Regions from separate parts of the Mus musculus genome. Here region 1 is linked to region 2. Evidence: chromatin loops called from intact Hi-C (ENCODE). Cell type or tissue: left cerebral cortex. All regions are shown on one strand.

Region 1 (8,000 bases), 350 kb before region 2:
TCACTTATATATACTATCATATCATCTGCAAAAAGTGATATTTTTACTTCCTCTTTTCCAATTTGTATCCCCTTGATCTCCTTTTGTTGTCGAATTGCTCTGGCTAATACTTCAAGTACTATGTTGAAAAGGTAGGGAGAAAGTGGGCAGCCTTGTCTAGTCCCTGATTTTAGTGGGATTGCTTCCAGCTTCTCTCCATTTACTTTGATGTTGGCTACTGGTTTGCTGTAGATTGCTTTTATCATGTTTAGGTATGGGCCTTGAATTCCTGATCTTTCCAACACTTTTATCATGAGTGGGTGTTGGATGATGTCAAATGCTTTTTCTGCATCTAACGAGATGATCATGTGGTTTTTGTCTTTGAGTTTGTTTATATAATGGATTACATTGATGGATTTTCGTATATTAAACCATCCCTGCATCCCTGGAATAAAACCTACTTGATCAGGATGGATGATTGCTTTAATGTGTTTTTGGATTCGGTTAGCGAGAATTTTATTGAGGATTTTTGCATCGATATTCATAAGAGAAATTGGTCTGAAGTTCTCTATCTTTGTTGGATCTTTCTGTGGTTTAGGTATCAGAGTAATAGTGGCTTCATAAAATGAGTTGGGTAGAGTACCTTCTACTTCTATTTTGTGAAATAGTTTGTGCAGAACTGGAATTAGATCTTCTTTGAAGGTCTGATAGAACTGTGCACTAAGTGCCATTCTTATCAAGGAAATCTGCCTGTTTCAGAGGGAAGACAAGAGAAGACTTGTTTTGCTCCTCCTGTCCTTCGCATGCTCTCTTTTTTCCACATACTCACATATCTCTGCCACTTAGAGCTGAATACAGAGTTCTTTTTTTTCCCTCCTGGCATCCTCTCAATGTAATACTCATTTCATGTTGGTCATCCTGCCAGACTAATAAAACATTGGATTATGCCATCAAATATAAAACAAACATATATTTGTCTGTTTAACAGATTTTATTATTCTATGTTAACAACTTCCTTGAAGACATATTTATCTTTTGAAGTGTTTTATTAGTGTATACTAATTATCCACATAATGGGTTTCATTGTGACTTTTCACAGAAGACATAATGCATTTGGATCACATTTACTCTCCCTTGCTGCCCTCCTCCTCCTCATCTCTTTCTTCCTTCTTTCATGTCTCCTCTTTCACGACCCTATGATTTTAATTAGTGCCACTTACAGAAACACAGACAAGGTATTATTTACAAGAGCATTGGCAATTCCCATCCCTGCATCATCAATGAAAGTGTCTCTCTTTTCCCCATTACAATTTGAAAAACTATGCATATTTTGCCTAAGCAATCATCATTATTATTTGTCTTATTTATATTTTTAGAGGCCTAGAAATTACATGGAGTTTACGTATGGTAAAAATATAGTTTCATAAGTCACCAGCTCTTACTCTGAGTGCAAAGCACACAGAATAACAAAGTGTCAAGTCTCTGGGAGAGACAACATTTAGTGTTCCTCCTTGTAAATAGCCTATTTGGTTTCATTGACTTAAGACCAGCTAGTTCTAAACTGAATGGTGAACTGGAAAAGTGCTAACCATTGTCTTAGATATTTTAAAAATAAAGCCCATATGAAACTGAACTCTTAGAGCACTTAATCTTGAATTCTGTATCTGTTGTCTCCTTTGACCTTGTCTTGTCCCTAGCTAAAATATCCGAGTTTTATTATGGCCCTATTAATGGTTGAGTCACATGAATGCTCTGAAAACCTTATTTACAACTGAGTAAATATTTGTGAACTAGATTAAATATGTAGTTTTGTGCTAGAAAATAAATCACACAAATCACATACAGGGAAATATTTCATTAGCTGACACCAGGATTACTCTTGTAAAAAGAATTATCTTGCTTAGAAACCCAACCTGATAAAATACTTTATCGTAGGAGGATGCTTGAGAGAAAGTATTCCAAATAATGAGACAAGGTTCGGGTAAGCAATTGGAGGAGGGCTGAAAAGTTATTTTATTTGAGTGAGATAGAGAGGTTCCCAAACCAGTATGACAGGAGGCTTGCAGACTCAGGAGGGAGTAATAAAATTTGACATAACAACAGCCAAATACTTAATACTATGCCTACTGATATCTCAGCTGGAATTGTTTGTGTTTCTGTAAGCCCCCAGAGGGGACATGGCTTACTGAGGTTAGTGTATGGCCCAAAACTATGAACCTTAAGGGGGATTTTAAGAAATATTAATAATGGAAATGAGGAAGAGCATACTATTTTGTTGATTTAGAGCAGAAAGAAAAGAATGAACATAGAAAATGAGACATAAAAAACAGTGATTTGGGGCTAGGGAGATGGACCAGTGCTTTTATTTATTTTGAATTTATTTAGTTATTTGACAGTTTCATGTTTCTTACAATATTTTTTTTTACCATATTCACCCCCTAATTTTTCCCATATTCATCTAACTTCATATCATTAAAAAAAGTCCTTCAAGACCAATTTTTGCTACTCCAAATAGTCTTGGGTGTGTGGACGTTCACTGGAATATAGTAAATTACCAGGCCCTCCCTGAGAGGTCTCTGTAAAGAGCTTTATAAAGTTGTAAAAGCAAGACATTGGGTTTGCCCTACAGAAGGCTTAACAGCTTTTTAGAGAGAAGAACTCTTCTATTGTATTAAAAGATAAAAAATGTATGGTCAGATACGTAGTTTACATGGAGGCGGTGATGTAGGTTAAAAGATCTCCAAAGCCTCAGAGTTGATCTTTAATCCAGATCTTGAGGTGGGAAGATGCACCTTTAATCTGGGCCACGCCTCTGCTAGAAGCCTATGGAAGAATGATGCTTTTCCTGTCTGCCTGCCCTTTCCTGACTCAGGAGCAAGGCCATCTATTCACTGGCATTAGAGACGACTTCTTTGGGATTCCAGTGTCTACTGAAGACCAGCTGAAACTACCAGCCGCATGCCTGAGCAACTTCTTGAACTTTCTGTTCATAGCCAGATGTACTGACTGGTTTTATGTGTCAAATTGACACAGCTGGAGTTATCACAGAGAAAGGAGCTTCACTTGAGGAAATGCCTCCATGAGATCCAGCTTTAAGGCATTTTCTTAATTAGTGATCAAGAGGGAAAGGCCCCTTGTGGGTAGGACCATCTCTGGACTGGTTGTCTTGGTTCTATAAGAGAGCAAGCTGAGCAAGCTAGCAAAGCATGCCAGTAAAGAACATCCCTCCATGGCCTCTGCATCAGCTCCTGCTTCCTATCCTGCTTGAGTTCCAGTCCTGACTTCCTTGGTGATGAACAGCAGTATGAAAGTGTAAGCCGAATAAACCCTTTCCTCCCCAACTTGCTTCTTAGTCATGATGTTTGTGCAGGAATAGAAACCCTGACTAAGACACCAGACATTGTTGGATTAATTGGACTACAACTTGTAAGTCATTCTAATAAATCCTTCTCCTACATATATACAGAGAGATTCATTCTATAAGTGCTGCTACTCTAGAACGCCCTGACTAATACAACTGCAAAAGAGATAAACCATATTGACCCATCACAAATCAAGGATTGTTTATGCATAAAGTGCATAAAAGCACCAGAGAAAGTCTGTATAAACTATCTCTGTACATGTTTAATAGAAAATGCAAGTAATGTATTTTAAAGTTCTAGAAATTCATTAAGGAAGGAAAAATAATGAGTTGAGTCTGGGGTTCCTGGGAATTCTGTTATTTGTTAAGTTACTATCTCTAGCAACTTTAATAAGGTCTTAGTTTTCATGTTCTGTAGAGGATGCATATATATCTCTGCTTTTAATGCAGAAACTGTGACCATCTGTATTTATTCCTTTTTACTTAATAAGATCCAGCTCTATTTCAGACTCTTGCTATCTTTTCTCTGAACTCTGGAAATAACCTCTAATTACTATCACTACCTTCTGTGCTTTGGCTCTGTAATGATTAACTTCTCCACTTCTCCCAAGAAACTAATATTGTTAAAACAAAACATGGGCTGTGTCATCATCAGAAATGAATTTGTTCATAGTTCTCAGTCACAATTTGATCTAAGCTTAGACAGTTTGCCTTGGTCTTCAAAACTTCAGAATCCATTTTTTTCCTATGGCTTAACTGTTGAGTCTCAGTGCACATCTTCCTTGGGTACACTCTCCATCTCCATGGCACCCTTCCATTATTTTTAGCTATACAAGCCTCATCATTCTGCAAAGTCTGATTTTGAAATGGGCTTTCACCTCAACTCTCCTGTGCTCTAGCTCTTTCCCAATCTAGCTAAGAAGTGTCATTCTTATTGTGAATGTCTAAACTTCCTCTCTAAACCTCTGTGGCAGCTCTATCTTCTGTCTTACACAACAAATATTGTACACTTGTTTAAACCACTTATACATCTTAAAGTCTCTACTGAGAAAGACCATACCATGCCATCTTTCTACCTTCCTAGCACCTTGCTAATGGTTGCCACATTAAACTCTGCTGCTTGGAAGGTGTATTTAATTCAACTCTGACTTGTCCAAAGAATTGTGATTGCCACACATCTTATTGGAAAAAGTTGAAGGATTTGAATACTTTCTTTGAGTTCCTTACACCTAAGCATTTGTATTTTTTAAGGTCATATTTTAGTGTAAATCTTTTACCTCGAGTTGATAAAACTGGACAGTGAATGGGAACAGTGACAGAAAAGGAAATGTACAAACTGTGCTTGTGAATATGTCGCGTTCAGGAGAAGGAAGTATCTGCTCCAGAAATATCTACCAGTTGAGACCCAAGAAGTCAAATATACCTAATCCTGCAGATCACACTCTTCCAACAGGAGGTGCTGAAAGGAAAGGAGCAGCCTGCCATCTGCTCGCCACCATCTGCTTCAGAAGACCTACTCCTCAGTCAGTGCCACTGGGGTTTCTGTTGCTTTAAAAAAATGATCATCATCATCAAGGACCCCAAATAAAAACATATGATAACATCGTCTCATAGATGTCTCAGATTGTGGTAGCTACTGGGTTTTACTAAGATATTTTCCCATTGAATTACATTCTTCAAGATATGTGCAATGTAGGGAAAAGGACATCGTCTGTGAGCCAGTAGCTTTCAGCCTGAACTCTACTTTTAATTTATGTGGGCATTTGCTTCTATCTCCCACCTTAAAATGCATCCTATGTAAAATAGGAATATATTTGCTTCCTGGAATGTGAACCAAAGTGTAAGCTCTGTGTAGGCAGGATCCTCCATTTCTTTCTGTTCAATGCTGCAATTTAAGAGTATAATCAGGGTATGGCATGGCATGGGGAAAATGTGACAAAACACTGATCAAAGCAGTGTTGAAAAGAGGAGGAATATCTATCTATCTATCTATCTATCTATCTATCTATCTATCTATCTATAGCTTTAAGTAGTTTCTGTGTTATCTATTGTGTTCTTGTACATTAGGTAGAATTAAATCATTAAATTTAAATAATTTTAGTTTTGTCTTAAGCAATAAGACTTTTGAAGTACCCTTATTCAAGCAATATATTTTAACACATGTTAAAAAAATTGTACATTTAGCTGTGATCTAAAATATTTGTATGTCCAGTTTGAGCATACTAATTAATAGTAAATTAAGTGGCAATGCTATCCTAGTGTCCCATTGAGGATATTAAATTAACAAAGCAACTTTGGTGTCATTTGACCAAGAGTGAGGCCATTTTTGAATTCTCTACTCCACTTCCCTGTGTCTTCCATCCTTCTCTCTGTCTTGAATGAGTCTGAATCTGTGCCTGCCTGAATCTGTTCCTGCTTCTGTGCATGTCACATTTGTGTGTGTGTGTCCAACAAAGGGCTTTGTTCTCTCTTGTGTTGAGCAACACAAAAAGTATCACATAGAAGGGAATGAGAGATGCTTTACAGAAATATGTGACAGTTTTACAAGTGATTAAATCACTGACTTCAACCAAACCCAAATGAATCAGATAAAAAACAATATTATAAACAATATCTTCATGTTACAGTCAACATTCAGAGTAGATACTCATTTTATAATTGCTTTTAGCCTGTTTTCAGCAAATGATTATCGTAACACACATGCATTACTCTTGGGTCAGAGGCATGAAAGGATACATACGTTTACAGCTTTGCATTTGCTTAAGTTATAAGAGTTGATACATGGGAAATTTAACACATGTAAGGTTGGTTATTATATTATTGTCACAAAGGTAAGTTAAACAGTCCAAGTACACAGCAGAATAGCAGTGTTATGTCTTATGTAACCTCAAGGGATATTATCGACTCTGGCTGTGAGATCCAGCAAAAGTTCCCGTGTCTTAGACTGTGAGACAGTTCCATCCTAATGCATGGCCATATTTTTGTCTGTCTCATTTCCCTGGAGAAATGGGGCCTGGAAACTTCTGTGTAGAATTGTCACTGTATGGTCATTCTTTGTGAAACAAAGAAGTGAAGATGTTTCCAGTAGTCAATTCACAAGCTTTTGTACAGAAGAATCTAGATAATGTAGATTATCGAAGAATCAGGAAACCAACTTGCATTTTCTTCTTCTTGTCTCAGGGGAGATGGAGAGAAAGATTTCATGTTATCATAGGGAACACAGTGAAGGTGGAAGCAGTTCACAGTGCTGTTGTGGGGGATATACACTCCATACCTTGAACTTGGATTGCAATAATAGACATGCATTTTTAAGTAATACTGCTTAGCCCCTGAACCTCCATTCCAGTTACTGTTGGAGAATGCAATCACATCACTAAGAAGTCAGCATAGATCCTGGTGAAATGTGTCTTGTCCTTTCTCCTTCTATCTTTCTCTCTTAATGGAATTTATGTTTAGATCAAGGCAGGATGGATGACGGTGGGGTGGGTGCTACTTTCCTGGCTCAAGCTTGCACTGCCTTCGAAATTCTTCGCAGGCAGCTTTTATCCTTTCTGCCTTCCCAGCTCGCTCCGTTCTCCTCTATCTGCTGTCTAGGAGTATACCAGACCCTGATGTGTGCAGCTGCCTGTAAAAGTAACTTATTTCTTCAGATGAAGTGATGAGATGAGAGCTGCCCAAGCTGTCCAAATATACAGCTTAGGCTGAGCCCAGAACATTTATTCCTCTGTTCTAACTATCTCTAGGCCTAGGCCTGAAAGCTTCTAGTCTCCATCCAGTCTGATCCTCCAAAATGACTGATTTAAACTGGCTTCTCACAGCTTCGGCTTGACCTCAAACTAACTTTGGGAATCTGTTCTTATCTTCTGGCTTTAATTCTCTGGCTGTTCTGTCTTCACCTGTGTCCAACTTGTTTTTACCGCAACCTGTGTCTAATACTCTCCTGGTAAAACTGCCTCCTCTTCTTCCTCTTCCTCCTCCTCCCATTTCTCTTTCTCCTCCTCTTCCCCTCTCTCCAGCCCCCCTCTCCCTACACCATTTCTTATGTTGTCTCTCTTTCCTATCTGTTCTCATGAGAGATTTGTTCATTCCATCAAATCTTTCTCTGGTTTGTCACTTTGTCTACCTTTCAATTAGATGTCATTTCACACACAGCTGCTTCCTTCTATAAACTTCTTTCCATTGTTTAGGATCCAAGGCGAGTGTCTGTATACCAGCCAGAGGAATTACTCCAGCTAGAGTGATTAAAGGTATGTGGCACTTCAGCATTCTAGCCAGATCATAAAGACCTAGAAGGTCTCTGGATGTGATACCTTTCCAGGGCTGCCATGTTGCTGGATTATAATTATTCTACAGCAGCCACCATGTTAATTGACAGTGACATCTCAGCAAAGCCACACAGTTCAGTCCAGTTGACTGGCTCTCCCCAGACTTCTGGCATTAGTCATGCCAGGGGGTGGAGTGCTCTTTGTGGCAGACCTTATCTGTGGGATGTCTTCAGAGTTTTTATGATGTCTACCTTGACTTTGGTGGCTCTCTCTCTCTTTCTTGTATTCTTCCCTGGTAAATCAGAGATCTTTTGCTTTGTGATTCCCCAGGCTTGTTTAGAATTTCTGTTTTATTCTCACCCACATGACCTGAGCCTTATGTCTGTACTCAGAGA
Region 2 (8,000 bases):
GTGTGTGTGCTTGTGTATATATGTTTGTATATGTGTGTATATTTGTATGAGTAGTGTGCATGTATGTGCATGTGTATATGTATACAGAGAGATTTATTATAAAGAATTAGGCCATTTAGTTACTGGGAAATTAGCAATCCAGTAATAAGCAGCAAGGATATCTTGAGACCCAGGAGCACAGATTACATGGTTCAGTGGGCATTGGTGGGGGACAGTCTAAAACCAGTATTGCCAATTCTTTACACTATAGCCCAATTCCAAACTGAAGTCAGAACAGCAAATCCCAAGACCTTCTGTGGATTACTTGGGGACTGACTGCTATGTGGCAAGTACTCTTCTAGTCTACCAACTCCAATCTTAATTAGAAACACCCCCACAATCACACCCAACCAAGTTGACATAACCATGACCATCGTGGTATCTAATGAATAACATGTTTAAACATAAAACAACAGAGGAAACAAGGGAATAAATTATCTAATAAACTTCTCTATCATTACATTAATATACAGAGAGAATTATGTAAATGCCATAGACTCATGGAGACACCAGGGTTTAAAAAACGTTCACATAGCATCTGGCAGAACACTGGCAAAATACAAAATTTCCACACCCAGTTAATATGAGGGATCCCAGAAGGACACATTTCTGAAGGACACTATTTCTGAACCCCCAAATGTTCTGCTGGTCCTAATCCATCCACATACCTTATAACATAATGAGAAAATAGGGGGCAATTCCATAAAAATTTATCAAGGCCAATTGTGATAAATACTATGAAGAAAAGTATGGGACAGTCCAGTGTAGAAGTGAAGCCTGATTTAGGGTAAGGTGCCTTTCTCTTTGAGAACTATGGCACATGGGTCTGAAATAGTGACTTCCCTAACAAAGTGTCACAGGCTGATGGCTTCAGCAATAGAAATGTATCCTTTCTCAGCTTCAGAAGCCAGAGCTCACCTCCTTACTTTATCCCCTAGACCGTGTCTTTGTCTCAGTCTCCTTTAGAAAGAAGATAAAGTCATACTAAGTTAAGGCCTATCCATGTGACCTCATTTTATCTTAGTCACCCTTTCAAATATTGTCAGTCATAGTTGGAAACATAGAGAGGCAGATTGCACTCATCAATATACGAGTTTTAGGTAGACTAAATTTCACCCATAGCAAGAACAATATAGGAAGAAGAGGTTGGAATCGGGATTGAAAGGTACAATATAAATTTGGTGACAGACCATTAAAAACACCCCTTTCTGATAAAGTCTGCTTATTCTGGGATGTACTAGGGACTGTCACTAGGAGAAAATGCTGACGAGAGGGAAGGACTACAAGGTCGAGTGCAGAGAAGATGTATGTGCCCTAGAAGTTACAGTGAGGAGAAAGCTGGATTGTTGAGAAACACCCAAGGCTCTGCTGACTGACACCTGCAGGTTTAGGTTTTCAACTTTACTAACTAGCGAAGATGGGAGGAGTTCATTCCAGGTGGGTTTCTGTTGGAGGCATGATTGGAGTGTTAATGCACAAGGAAAACACTGGGGCACAAACAGTGGCACCTGAGCCAGGTAATAGAGTTGGAGGGAGGGAAGGAGGGAGGGAGGGAGGGAGGGAGAGAGAAGAGAAGAAGGGAGGAGAGGAGGGAGGGAGGAGAGGAGGGAGGAGAAGAGGGAGGGAGGAAGAAGGACTTCTGTTTTATCTCTGACTTGAGCAAAAGGAGTTTGTTCCTGAGGGTCCCTGCTAATACTATTGTGCTATACAGACCCAAATATCAAATGCCAACAAAAACTCGTCAAAGAATTTACTTTAATAATGGTAGAATTCATTAATTTCAGAATCTCAACTATCGACATTTAAAGTTGCATTATAATGCAGTACTCCTTCCATTATAAACACATGTAAAATGTATTTCGCAGAACTGTGCTAAGTGACATCTCCCGATCAGCCAGCTTTGACTTAATGACTATAGGGGTGGGCCTGCGTCCAACCGTGCTGATTGGTAGAATATTTATGATGCCAGAATCCTAATGTATGTGAAGATGCCATGAGATGTTAGGTGACCCAGATTCCAGCCAAGCCTTCTCTAAGACTGGAGTCAATGTTCTAAATCCCATCCTCAGGCTGACTCAGCAAAAGGGCAGGTGTATTGCAGTTCTGATCCATGTTAGGGCCTCTCCACTCCCTGTTCTCACCACTCACAGCGATGAGTCTGCTAACAAGGCAGGCATTTGCCCAGCAGGAAACAAAGCTTTCTCTTCAGATTGCAAAGTGGGTCCATCTTGTTCTTGAAACTCCTTCCTGTCCTACCCTGTCTGCCCCTTCCTTCTTTAAGCTTCCTTGGGAACATGGTCTTTTCTCTGCTTCCACACCTGGTCCCCAGTTTCCCTGTGATAGCTTCATTGCCTTCAAAGTCAAGCACGTTGCCCAAACCTGTGTCTTCCTGGTTATAAACACTAAAGGGGGCCAGAGACAGCATTTATTCAAAGTTGTCTGCATCTGCATGAAGTGGACTCCGAGGGTTTAAAGCAGAGCACACGGGGTTGGGAGAGATGGTGTGTGTGTGTGGGGGGGGGGGGGGGGGAGTGGGAAAGATTTCCACAAAATGCACCAAATTCATATGCGAAATTCTCAAACAGTAAGTTTAAGAATAAAGTTTCCCACCTAGCTCCTACTGCCCACTTTGGTAAAATGTTTTGGAGACAATATTCTACACATTTATTTTCCTAAGCACTACTCCAGAAGTCTTGTTGTAAAGGGCTGACAGACAGATAAGCTAATCGTACTGAAGTCTGATTTTTATTTCACCATAACAACGAATCAAAAATGTTATATTTGTCATGATTATAATTTAAAATGTTTCAGAAAAAGTAATACACTAATTACTGCACGCTCACAGGCTAGACGTAGATGGCATTAGAACCAGACTTACCAACACCTAGATTCTGTTGATGGCAGCATTTCTAGATACACATTAGAATGTGGCATATCAGGACCCACCCCAGACCTCCTGGGCCAAATTGCTCATCACTTGTGGGTGTCAAAGTCTCGAAACAAGTGTTTTTAACACACTCGTGTTTAGAATGCAGCATGCAGATGTGCATGCAATCACTCTTCAGCAGTTTTTGAAATGGTAGGAAGAGGAAGCATTTGAGCCTCCAACAGAATGATGTCACCACTTAGTGGTCTTGTGACTTTGGTAAGTTGCATAACCGGCTCTAAGCCTGGAAGTATTCAGCTATATAGAAAGAGATTAGGTTACAGTTTCTCAGAGTGGCACCAAAGAAATGCCAAGGCCAACTAGGCGTAGGAAGGGGAAGTGGGTGTTGAATGGGGTCAGCCAGAATAAAGGGGTGACAGGATAGAGAGTATGCCACCTGCTGGCAGAAGTGTGTACTTGCAAGAGTTGATTGACATTCAGAAAAGATGATTTGCTTTTTCTTTTGAATTTTGTTTTTATCATCTTTTTGCCTTTACATTACTAACATCTAGGGGACTAGTGGTACACTACAGGACAAGCACAGCCATGAACAAACAAACACACAAGCTAATGAAAAAGTTCTTATGAAAAAAACAAACTTACAAAAACATATGTAACATCTCTGACAGTGACTCTGGTGTCAAATGAATTGATGTTTTCTTCTATTATAAGTCCATAAGTTTTGAAATTCAAGCTTTCTATATGCTAATGACTTTTTAAAAATTAATAGAGAATATTATCTTTTTGAGGCAGAATAATGGTTTAATCAAAATGTTCCTGATTTCTTTGATTTATTGATATAATTTCAAAAGTGAAGGAAGGAATGAGGAATTCATCTATTTTAATATTGATTGGATAGAACAAAAATGTAAAACTTATTATATTAGGGAGGTTGTTTGAGCAGGTTTCTAGACAGACAGGTTTCCTTGAGTGACTCCTTTATCCAAAAGTGGGCATTACCAGTGTTTCTTTAGATGATGGCATTGCAGAAAGCATTCTGCAGGCAGCGTTGTATAGCAATGAGACAATGGCACTCATACATTTGTAGACTTATACTTTTTAAAACCTACTTTAATAAGGGTTCTTAAATGCTTTAACTTCCCTTTTAGCCCACCACGCGCCAGAAGTAGTGGAAAGGAAAGGATTATAGGGCAAAGTGGGATGTGGACTTGTTTAGAAATGGTTTTGGGGAAAGATTCCAATCTTCATTGTCAGGATATCAACAGCTCAGCTCACATGAATCAGCAACAGTAGCTAGATCCACTCACAAACACCACTCATGAACCAGTAATGGGAGTTCGATTCAGAAGAAACTGTGAGGCTCTACCAATCAACCCAAGTCCATGGAAGTGGCAAGAAGCTGCCAGAACGTGATGAGAAGTTCTTTGGTGAGTTTCTCTCTATGAAGTCAGTACAAACAATGATCAACAAAGAAGAAGGCAAGGTGAACCAATGCCACAGTGTCATCAGCCAAGACCACCAGCAGCAAAGCCTGAAAAGACCAGAAAAAGAGTGACAAGGTAACGCCCACAGCATGTTGGGTTATTACCAAACATCATGTGCCCACTCTAGCAAAATGTCACATGTCCTTTTTCCAAGCAGCATCCAGAAAAACATGTCTGTTCTCAGCAACCATCCTCCAATGTGTCTCTTTAGCAAAACATCCTCTCATAAAATATCACGTGGCACAACTGAGTCTCCAAAGAAACCAAAAATTTCCACTTCACACATTACGCTATAGGATGTGACTTTGTCTCACAAACCCATCACGCTCTGGGTTCCAGGATCCAGAAACAGAGGATTCCAAATCAGCATGAAAAGAAAATTCAAAGCTTTATTTTCAGAGTTTTCAAACACTTACCACTATTTGATGTTGGGGAGGGGAACTAAAAAACAGTAATGTGGTATAATTTTTTCATGTCTGGGATTACTTGGTTCCACCTGATTATCACTGTTGGATATATTGTTCATTTTTCTTAACAAAATAGTCTTACAAAATGAAGTTAGGTATATTTGAGTGGCCCTTGACAACACTGTACAAACACAAAAACAAATGCTCAAAATGTAGCTGTGTAACACCGGAAGCTACATGCATAAAGAAAAACAACTTCTCATGACTTAAGGCGGTGTGAGATTTTTTGAAAAACTTCATTCTAATTTTGGCAAATCATCATATCTTCTTTACTCTCTGGAAAAAATAGAATAGAAAAATTATTCAAATAAAACTGTCCTATCAAAACCCAGAAGAATCAAGGCAAGATTTAGAGCCCATATTTCAAAGAAAGTTAGGAGATCACAGAAATCTAAAACAATGCATAATTCATGACAAAGCTTGGCATAGTTAAAATGTCCTTGAATTTTAATTGGATGCCCAGATAGGAGCTTCTATAAATTCTGCTCTATGATGGAGCCATAGAGAATTTTTATACTTGTATAATAATTTAGTTCACCTCTGCAAAAGAAAAAATGTGAATTGAGCATTTCTTAATGAAAAATGTGTGCTTCTGTTTGTTAGAGAAGTGGGAAATCAGTAGTTCCTGACCAGCAAGGCTTGTGAATCTCATGTGTGGGTTTTGTTTGTTTGATTTCTTTTGTTTTAATGTGTATATGAATGTTTTTCCTGTCTGCACGCCTCATGCACTAGCAGGCCAGAAGAAGGAATCAGTTCACCTGGAACTGGAGGTATAGACCCTTGTGCACTGCCATATGGGTGCTGGGAATCGAAGCCAAGTCCTTGAAGAACAGCAAGTACCCTTAACCAGTGAGTCATCTCTCTAGCTCCCCACTTATCCTGTTTTTGTCTTCAATCACTGAGCAAAAAGCAGAAAGTTTGCATCTCATTAAAGCCATTAAAACTATTCATGTGGGCTGACAGCTGGCTTACCCAATACCACCACTTACAATTCAGTGATGTCAACAGCTTAAATGCACCTGTCATTTCATTTCTCAAATATGTGTACAGCAGGTTACTACCATGTTCAAACTGTTCTGTCTTCACTAGTATTTTTGGATGAAGCCATATAAGTTTCATGTGAGAAACAAATGAATCTAGTCTGAGAAAGAACAGATTTGAAGGTATTCATTGTCGGTAATTGGACTATTTGTCTTTAGAGGATTACACAGTGTCAAAAGTCTATTTTCATTCAAGTGGCATATGCTTAAAATAGCTTAGATGAAAGTTATTGACAGAAAACAAAGATAAATAGTTACATGAACTTAAAATTCTATTGTGTCAGACAGAACACCTGCTAATAATATTAGTAGGTGTTATTGTTTTCCTTTATGACAATAAAGGCACATCTGTTATTAGAGTTCTTCCATTCATTCATTTTGAATCAAGGTAGATAGAATACCCTCTAATATATAATCCCAACACAGAGAATGAGTCAACTATGCATCACTGTTTGGGGTCTTAACTGCTACAAATTCCTAGCACTGTAATAACAGCGTGTCACAAGCTATTGCTTACAATAGCAAAAACATATATTTCCTGGTCCAGGAGGTTCAAAATCTGAAATCAGGTTATTGGTCGGGCTCCACTTATTCCACAGACTCAGGTGAACATGCATCTTCACTTCTTCATTCTCCACAGTTGCTGGCAACTCCCTGCTTCACTAATGAAGTGCCTTATACATTTGACCAACCTCTGTATCTGTGTTCACACAACCTTCTTCTTGTCTCAAGTTCCACATGTTCCTTTTTTTATGACACCAATCATTATATTGAGACCCTCCACTATCTGGTATGGCTTTATCATATCTACAAATCTAGATCATATCTACAAATGTTATTTACAAATAAGGTCATATTTTGAGGTACCAGTATTTAGGAATTCAACACATTTTTCTGTGGGACCTATTTCTACCATTCTAGGAATGGTCACCCATTTCTTGCCACATATGTAAGTAGCTAGCCGATTCTCCATGCTCCTCTGCTACAGCAGTGATAAGAGTCCATATCTTAAGCACTTTGTGGAAGACTCTATGCTGTCTTTCCTCATACCTTCAAGCTCTGACATCTTATGTTTTTCTACTCACCACCCACCATTCTAGGATCACAACCTTGATCCCTAGGGATGTTTGTCTGTTTGTTTGTTTGTTTGTTCCAATTCTCATGAAGGTAGCTCCAGGAATAGGAATGAGGTCAGCACAGCCAACATGGTTTCCAGATCCCACAGAATAAAGAATTCTTCAAAGTGTGTGTAGGGGTGTAGTCACCCTGAAGATAGCTGGCTCTGGGACTTCTATTCAAATCCTGAGGAGAAAACTACCTTCTTTTTCTACTTTCCTAATCCAATAAGGTATCAACTTAGAGGGGTGTGGAAAAAAGAGAGAGGTATTGTTCACAATAGACAATTTATTAGGAAGGTGTATCAGCCTCATAATAAAATATCAATCAAAATACTTATGTATGAAATATAACACACAAGACATCTTTAAACCCTCTCTATGGTTCATGTAATAGGCAGGAAAAAATGTGTGGGTGTGGGAGGTGCTGAACAAAAATTTTAAAAATATAAACATAATTAGCATGAAAGATTGCTGATGTCCATAAAATGTTGCAACTTTTAAAAGCAGATGTATTTTATTTAAAAAGCATGATTACTCTGTAACCCCTCTTTCTCCTCAGTGAGAATTGGAATCATTATCTTCTCTTTTCTCCCTGTCTGATTTCTGGTCCATAACACTTTGAGGGCAAAGGATGAGTTTGATTTATCTTTGTATTCCTAGAGTTTACTTAGTGCTTAACTTACATTTTTAAGTTAATTAGTGGCTGAGTGAATAATATGTAAATGATAAGTAGGCAGTCTCACTGGTATGTGCTGTCTTGTGCCACATTGAGTCAAGGATGGCTAAGCCTCTTTTCCTATTATCTGCTCTTCCGTTCTTTCTGCCTTCTCTCCTCCAGTGTTTCTTTGCCTTTATTAGGGGTGGCAAAGCTGTCTTACTAAGACCTGATCTTTAAACCAAACAATGCTTACCTTCAGCCTCCCGGGCAAACTTTATATCTTTATATCACAGCCTTTCACTGCAAA

What was found. Hi-C counts contacts between places; a loop is a spot of excess contacts. Peaks named below come from ENCODE experiments on the same cell type or tissue, not always from the same donor. Only the 100,000 strongest peaks of a DNase experiment are listed, where the experiment ranks them.
Region 1: a loop joins it to region 2, with 4 times the contacts of the local background. A loop is called at or near these places in 2 of 42 quality-filtered maps.

The regions. Positions count from the first base shown.
Region 1 is chr3:33,655,597-33,663,596 of GRCm38, reverse strand. No RefSeq gene overlaps it. Among named protein-coding and RNA genes, the nearest start is that of Gm42203, 32 kb to the left of the region's middle. In left cerebral cortex, a CTCF peak has its summit at 4,792; DNase peaks (open chromatin) are centred at 4,789 and 5,146; H3K27ac peaks cover 1,324 bases.
Region 2 is chr3:33,303,688-33,311,687 of GRCm38, reverse strand. No RefSeq gene overlaps it. Among named protein-coding and RNA genes, the nearest start is that of Gm24780, 86 kb to the left of the region's middle. In left cerebral cortex, a CTCF peak has its summit at 3,354 (motif pointing left); DNase peaks (open chromatin) are centred at 3,217, 4,735, 5,332, 5,691 and 1 more place; H3K27ac peaks cover 2,720 bases.